2 separate regions of the Homo sapiens genome follow, and region 2 is linked to region 1. A link is an interaction called in ENCODE POLR2A ChIA-PET data of the cell type or tissue named here. Cell type or tissue: HepG2. All regions are shown on one strand.

What was found. Peaks named below come from ENCODE experiments on the same cell type or tissue, not always from the same donor. Only the 100,000 strongest peaks of a DNase experiment are listed, where the experiment ranks them.
Region 2: POLR2A ChIA-PET joins it to region 1 with 7 read pairs; 19 of 35 experiments call an interaction of 5 or more read pairs at or near these places.

The regions. Positions count from the first base shown.
Region 1 is chr12:6,540,847-6,544,846 of GRCh38, forward strand. IFFO1 (intermediate filament family orphan 1) reads right to left here. Exons shown (of 10, transcript NM_001193457.2): 9 at 666-796. Among named protein-coding and RNA genes, the nearest start is that of GAPDH, 8.3 kb to the left of the region's middle. RefSeq lists an enhancer at 1-33. In HepG2, no CTCF peak of the experiment used is centred here; a DNase peak (open chromatin) is centred at 1,635; H3K4me3 peaks cover 700 bases.
Region 2 is chr12:6,362,275-6,366,274 of GRCh38, forward strand. It overlaps SCNN1A (sodium channel epithelial 1 subunit alpha), which reads right to left. Exons shown (of 13, transcript NM_001038.6): 3 at 1,169-1,436. LOC105369626 (a long non-coding RNA gene) reads left to right here and starts at 3,039. Exons shown (of 4, transcript XR_931591.3): 1 at 3,039-3,507. RefSeq lists enhancers at 1-510, 1,003-1,596 and a silencer at 1,061-1,460. In HepG2, a CTCF peak has its summit at 1,571; a DNase peak (open chromatin) is centred at 1,627; H3K4me3 peaks cover 1,099 bases.

The DNA of each region.
Region 1 (4,000 bases):
TTGGGAGGCAGAGGCGGGTGGATCACGACGTCAGGAGTTCAAGGCAAGCCTGGCCAACATGGTGAAACCCCATCTCTACTAAAAATGCAAAAATTAGCCAGGTGTGGTGGCGGGCGCCTTGGAGGCTGAGGCAAGATAATCACTTGAACCTGGGAGGCGGAGGTTGTAGTGAGCCAAAAAAAAAAAAAAAAGAAATAGCTGAAGTCACAGTAGGAGAGAAGCTGCTGAGCCTCCAGCACCCTGACTCTAGGGCCTTGGCTTTATGTCTATCTGCAGTATTTTTGTGATTTTTAAAAATTCACTTTCTTGTTGCGGTGTAACTTACACAGGGTCAAATGCACAAATCATGGCCCTGACTTTAGATAAAAATCTGCCCCCACAACCCTTCTGTTCCTTGCCAGTTTTTAAACTGCCTCTAACCAGGGGAACCACCAGAGCTGGTGGCCTTGGGAGGTTTCAGCCCTCCCGTCATGAATGGACATAGCTCATCCAACTGCCAAGGGAGAGAGCTGTGGGTCTGGGCCAGCCCCACCAGGTAACTCCCAAAGGGCAGCCCCACAGCAAGATGTGACCCAGTCATTGCCTGAGGGTCTCTGGGGCTGTGTTCCAACCTTTCTCCCCGCTGTGTCCCCCTGGAAGGCCCCATGCCCAGGGGAGGCGCCTACCGGTCTCCAGACTGGGTGATGAGCCGGCGGCAGGTCTCCATCTGCACGTCCAGGCCGCGCTTCATGCTGCACATCTCCATGTACTCGTGCAGGTGCCGGTTCATGTCGTTCTTGGCCGTGGCCAACTCCAGCTGTGGTGGGGCAGGCAGGGCCATCGGGGTTAACAGGTGGCGTTCACAGCGCCTCTGTTGCCCCCGCCAGGAGGCCAACACGCCAAGAGCAGTGGCTGGGCCGGGGGCCCAGGCAGCCATTACTGAAGGCTCAGATTTTAAAATAAACCAGACCAAGGCAGAAGGCAGCGAATACACCATTGTTTCCTCTGCTTTTCCTGGAAATCTTTGCCTATGGAGGAATGCAAAGGTACTGCTGCAGGCTGTGTTCTTTTAAGACTGATAAGAGTGGTGAGGAAAGTCAGTGTGGGCGGGATGGAGCAGATCCACAGGCTCCCAGGGCCACACAGGTTCCTATGGGGCCCGGCTCACCCCTCATCCCCTGTACTGCGCTGGTCCTGGGCTGTCCCCTCACTGCACTGTGAGCTCCCGTAAGGGTTAGCGACAGGTTTTCCTCATCCTGGCAGACCCAGACCTCGAAGGGAATTAACTCTCTCTGTGACCCGTGGCATACAAGCCTGGCTAACTGCTGAAAGGGGCCCAATCCTCTTACCATTCTCTCCTTATCACTTTATTTTCTCACCTAAAAGCCATTTTCAGACACTAAAAGGAAGACTCCCATATTGGAGGTGCCATTGATTCTGAGACCTGTCCTGATTTCAGAAATGTCACACGTGGAAAACACGGGGCTCAGAATCAAAGAAATCCGGTCTCCCTCCCCGGGCCCATTCTGCAGCCCACACTCTGAGGCAGGCGGAGAGGCAGGGCCCAGGCAGCACAAACTCAGTGCCAGGGACAGTCGACTGCCTCTCTTTGTTTTGGGTACAAAGGGCAGGGGCCGCAAGGGGAAGCAAAATGAAACTTCCTGGAGATGACGTTCGTGACTGCCTGAGTGAAGAGAACGGGGAGGATACCAGCTGCCATAATGTGGATTGGACAGAGAGGGTGGGAACTTAGAGAAAGAAGGAAACAGGTTACAGGGCCAGACAGCAGAGATGGTCAGGACAGTGACATTTGGGGTGAGATGGCGGCTGGCTGGGTGAGAAGCCCTAGTGGGGACAGCTTCCCTGGCAGGCTTGGATCCACAGCTGGGGCCCCACAGTAGTGGGAGGAGCAGGACACGGTGACTGTTCAACCCAGGGGGAAAATACAGTGCCACCAGCCCTTGTTCAGATCAGCTGCCTACACCCCAATTTCTCCACCTTGGAAGAACCGGAGTGCAGGGAGCTGGGTTCTGGAACCATCACTCAGGGAGACTGGGAAGAAGGAAATGAACCAAATATATTCTACTGAAATACAAGGCTAGTACTGCCACCAGTAGTCTCTGCATATGTCTATGTCCCCACTTAATTCACAAATTTACAGCAGGAACAAGGTCAGGAGGTGAACGTGCATGTCAGGAGATGTCCTTGACAAGCCACCTTGAAAACTGCAGGCTCGCTGTGTGAACAGACTTGGGGGTGGGACGGGAGGAGACAGAGAGAGGTGAGGAGCGGTGGGGAAGAACTGCCTCCCGCCCACCACTCTGGGCCTTGGCTTTACCTTGCTCCATCTTAGTGACCCTGAGAGATCAAAGGTCACAAAGATAAAGGCACCTTGGGTACTCCTGAGGTCAGCAAGTCCTCCTAACGGTTCCCCTAATGCAGAAGTCCCCAAACCCCAGGCCACGGACCAGTACCTGTCTGTGGCCTGTTAGGAACCAGGCCAAATAGCAGGAGGTGAGCAGTGGGCAAGTGAGTGAAGCTTCATCTGTATTTACAGCTGCTCCCCATCACTGGCATTACAGCCTGAGCTCCACCTCCTGTCAGATCCGCGGCGGCATTAGATTCTCACAGGATCCTGAACCCTACCTTACGTGAACTGTGCATGCGAGGGATCTAGGCTGTGTGCTCCTTATGAGAATCTAATGCCTGATGATCTGTCACTATCTCCCATCACCCCCAGATGGGACCGTCTAGTTGCGGAAAACAAGTTCATGGCTCCCACTGATTCTACATTATGGTGAGATGTATAATTATTTCATTATATATTATAATGTAATAATAATAGAAATAAAGTGCACAGGCCGGGTGCGGTGGCTCATGCCTGTAATCCCAGCACTTTGGGAGGCCGAGGTGGTGGATCACCTGAGGTCGGGAGTTCGAGACCAGCTTGACCAACATGGAGAAACCCCATCTCTACTAAAAATACAAAATTAGCCAGGCGTGGTGGCACATGCCCGTAATCCCAGCTACTTGGGAGGCTGAGGCAGGAGAATTGCTTGAGCCCGGGAGGCGGAGGCTGCAGTGAGCCAAGATTGCGCCATTGCACTCCAGCCTGGGCAACAAGAGCAAAACTCTGTCTCTAAAAATAATAATAATAATTTTTAAAAATAGTAATAAAGTACACAATAAATGTAATGTTTGAATCATCTCAAAATCATTTCCCCCGGGTCAGTGGAAAAACTGTCTTCCACAAACCAGTCCCTGGTACCAAAAAGGTTGGGGACTGCTGCCTAAAGTCATTGCACTGGGAGAGAGGAGGAGTCAGATGATTTGAAAATACTTTTTTTTTTTTTTTTCCTGAGATGGAATCTTGCTCTGTCACCCAGGCTGTGGTGCAGTGGCACAATCTCAGCTCACTGCAGCCTCCACCTCCCAGATTCCAGCAATTCTCCTGCCTCAGCCTCCCAAGTAGCTGGGATTACAGGTGCCCACCACAATGCCTGGCTACTTTTTGTATTTTTAGTAGAGACGGGGTTTCACATGTTGGTGGCCAGGCTGGTCTCACACTCCTGACCTCAAGTGATCTGCCCGCGTTGGCCTCCCAAAGTGCTGGGATTACAGGCGAGAGCCACCACGCCCAGCCAAAAATAGCTTAAAAGGCATGATTCCATTTAAGATATTATTTTCGTTCTTTCAGATCATGTTTTACACTGGGCACTTGAGGTCCAGGGAAGACTAGGGAGAGATGGCAGCCCGAGATCTCTTCTCACGAAGATGGCCGCACAAAGGCCCCTAGTTGGTTGAAGGCACAGTGAAAACACAAACCTTAAATCCACCATCCAAAAGAGGGAGACAAGAATCAGGTCAGGCAGGAGGAGGAAACAGTGAGCCGCGGTAGACGGGAGGGTGGGGAGTACTGGTTTCCCTTGCCATGTCTTTAGCTAGCAGCACAAATCCAGGAAACCTCATCTACCTGGCCAAGAAAACCAGGTTTGATGCAGGAGCAGGACAGTTTGATGTG
Region 2 (4,000 bases), 180 kb before region 1:
CAGCCGGGGATAAGCCCCTTGGCAGGGCCAAGGGCAAAGAATGAGTGATCTGGGGTTCTGAGGACTGACGGACAGGAGTCGGAAGCCAGGAGTGGGGAAAGACAGAAGTGGAAGAGAAGCAGAAGTCCCTAGGAGCATGGACCAGGGGAGCATGGGATTAAGGGAGTTGCAGGCCAGGAAAGGAGACCAGTAGCTGCACACACACGGTTTTGGTTCATTTATACCTCCCCTGCCTAGGGTGGAAGGAGCAAGACTTTCCCTCCCATTTCACTGATGGGAAGACTGAGGGATCAAGAGATTTGTCCCAGCAAGAGCTGGGACTAGGACTCCAGTCCCCAGCCCACTCTTACTAATGGGAACTTCCCTGTCTCCTTTCCTTGGCTCCTCCCTCATTTTCCCTTGCTCCTTTCTTTCTTTTTTTTTGGCAGACGAGCTCACTCTGTCACTCAGGCTGGAGTACAGTGGTGTGATCAAGGCTCACAGCAGTCTCCATCTCCCGAGTTCAAGCAATTCTCCCATCTCAGCCTCCTAAGTAGCTGGAACTACAGGCTTGTGCCACCACATGGGCTAATTTTTGTATTTTTTTTTTGTAGAGATGGGGTTTCACTATGTTGACCAGGCTGGTCTAAAACTCCTGGGCTCAGGTGATCTGCACGCCTAGGCCTCCCAAAGTGCTGGGATTACAGGCATGAGCCACCGCCCCCAGCTAAGTTTCCTTTTTTTACTGTCTCCTTATTCTCTATCTTGGGCTGTTAGCCCAGTTCTCCATCACGCTGGAGGGTCCTAACTGAGTCCCACTAGTGGGCACTGGAATTCAGAAAGTTGCATTTTCCTTCCTGAATCAAGGACCAGAAACAGTAAAACAATAATAATAATAATAATAATAAAAGTTCATTTTCCATAATAAATTTGACTTCCTACCCCTGAAATGCTTCTACATAGGACCCCAGGGAGGAGGCCCCAAAAGCTTGGGCACCAAGAGGTGTTATTTTAATTATCTAGTTATTATTTGTATTTATTTACTTTTTTTTTTGCCCGCGAGCCCACGAGGCCCCGCGTGGTGTCACTGGGCTGCGCGGGCGGGTCAGGAAAGGAGCGGAGCCCATGGGTGGGCGGGGCCAGGGGCCGGCGAGGGGCGGGGCGGGCCCCTCGGCGCTGCGGGCCTCACCAGCTGGAAGCCGATCTTCCAGTCCTTCCAGTCCACCTGGGGGTTGTTGTCCCGCAAGCTGGAGGCCACGCTACGGGCTCGACGGGCCCCGTGAGGCGGGGGCGGGACCCTCAGGCGCTGCAAGGGGTGCGGCAGAGTCCCCCGCAGGTCGCGACGGCTGCGGGAGCCGGCCACGAGAGTGGTGAAGGAGCTGTATTTGTACAGGTCAAAGAGCGTCTGCTCTGTGATGCGGTCCAGCTCCTCCAGCTCCTCTTTAATTTCCGGGTACCTGAAGGGGCGAGGGGAAGAGGGTCAGGCCAGGGGCCCTGGAGCGAGTGTCTGGCCCCTCCGGGGTCAGGGTCCTCATCTGTGCCCCGGGAGGCCGGTCCATCCCGGAGAAGCCTGGGCGGGGCTGGGGTCGTCGTGGCGCCTCCTGGCCGTCCGGCGGTGAAGGGTAAACAGGTGTGTCCGCCGGGAAGGCGGAGGCCACGGCGAGCCCAGCCGGGACACTGTGGACTGTTTATTGAAGGAGAGAGGCAGGAGGCGCCTGTCGTCTGTGGGGCGCTCTCCCCCTCGCCCGGACCTAGAAGGGAACCCGGAACTTGTCTGCCCTTTCCCAAAGAGGGGAAGGGTGAGGGCCTCGGCCTTGGCGTGACCGCGGTACCCAGGTCATCCCGCCCTGATCCCCGCAGGCGAGTGTCGGTGGCCTTTCGGCTTGAGTGCCGCTTGGCACCGAAATCAAGAGTTCACAACTGAACTTTTAGAATCTCCAACTCTAAAAATACAGGATGCCCCACCCACCCCGCCTCCCTCCTCCAAAGACTGTTCTAATGTGTTTCGGGTGCGGCCTAAACACCGTAAATTAAACACAGCTCACTGTAAATCCCTACATTCCTTCTTAATACAATTCCTATTACCATCTCCATCATGAAAGTCCAGAGTAGCAGGGCCTGAGGGATGTCATCTACCAAAACAAAACAAATATAGAACTAACAAACTGAACAAGGTTGCAGGGTACACAACAAATACACAAAAAAAATTAATTGCATTTAGGCCGGGTGTGGTGGCTCACGCCTGTAATCCCAGCATTTTGGGAGGCCGAGGTGGGCAGATCACGGGGTCAGGGTATCGAGACCACCCTGGCTAACACGGTGAAACCCCGTCTTTACTAAAAAAAAAAAATACAAAAAATTAGCCGGGCTTGGTGGCGGGCGCCTGTAGTCCCAGCTACTCGGGAGGCTGAGGCAGGAGAATGGTGTGAACCCGGGAGACAGAGCTTGCAGTGAGCCGAGATCGCGCCACTACACTCCAGCCTGGGAGACAGAGCGAGACTCCGTCTCAAAAAAAAAAAAAAATTAATTGCATTTCCGTCTCAAAAAGAAATTAATTGCATTTCTACATGCTGGCAACAGAAAATTGGAAAACCAGAAATACAACAGCAATATTAAATAACATAAACAACATCAAATACATAGAAATAAATGTAACAAAAGATGTGCAAGACTGAAAAATATATTGAAATCCCTGCTGAAATAAATCAAAGATCAGAATAAGTGGAGATATATATATATATGGATTCAACACAATCCCTATCAAAATTCCAGCTTTTTTTTTTTTTTTGGACAGGATCTTGCTCTGTCACCCAAGCTGGGGTGCAGTGACACAATCGCCGCTCACTGCAGCCTCCTCCTGGGCTCAAGCAATCCTCCCGCCTCAGCCTCCCTAGTAGCTGGGACCAAAAGTGTGCCACCACACCAAGCTAATTTTTATATTTTTTGTAGAGAGGGGGTTTCACCACGTTGCCCAGGCTGGACTCCAACTCCTGAGCCCAAGCAATCACCAGCCTCAGCCTCCTAAAGTGCTGGGATTGCAGGCGTGAGCCACTCACTGCACCCGGCCCCAGCAGGTATTTTTAAAGAAATTGACATACTGCTTCTAAGACTTATCTGGAAATGCAAACAATCTAGAATAGCTAGAAAATTTTAGAAAAGAAGAGCCAAGTTGGAAAATGTATTCCTCCTGACTTTAGTATTTACTATAAAGCCACAGTAATCAAAACAATGCGGTTCTTGGTAAGGAGAGACAATAGATCAATGGAATAGAATAGAGTCCAGAAATAAACTCATGCATAGATGGTCAACTGATTTTTGGCCAAAACACCAATTCAATTCAGTGTAGAAAATAAAATTTGTTAGCAGGTTCTGCTAGAACAACTGAATACTGTATTGGAAAAAAAATGACCCTCAATCTCTACCTTATGCTATACAGGCAAAAATTAATTCAAGATGGATCATAACGTAAACATGAAATTCAGAACCATAAACACTCTAGAAGATGGAAGATATCTTCCTGACCTTGGGGTAGGCAAAATTCTCTTGTAAGAAAAATATCTAACAAATAATCCCTAGAACAACCGTATGTAGTAGGCACTTTATGAACAGACCTACATTTTTTTTTTTGAGACGGAGTCTCAATTGCCCAGGCTGGAGTGCAGTGCCGTGATCTCGGCTCACAAGCTCCGCCTCCGGGTTCACGCCATTCTCCTGCCTCAGCCTCCCTAGTAGCTGGGACTACAGGTGCGTGCCACCACGCCCGGCTAATTTTTTGTATTTTTAGTAGAGACGGGGTTTCACCATGTTAGCCAGGATGGTCTCGATCTCCTGACTTCGTGATCCGCCCGTCTCGGCCTCCCAATGTGTTGGGATTACAGTCGTGAGCCACCACGCCCAGCCGAACAGACCTACATTTTTAAAAGATTCTGACCCTGTACACAGCTAGTGAGAATATAAAATGATACGATCATTTTGGAAAACAATCTGGAAGTTCCTCAAAAAGTTAGATATAGAGTTACCA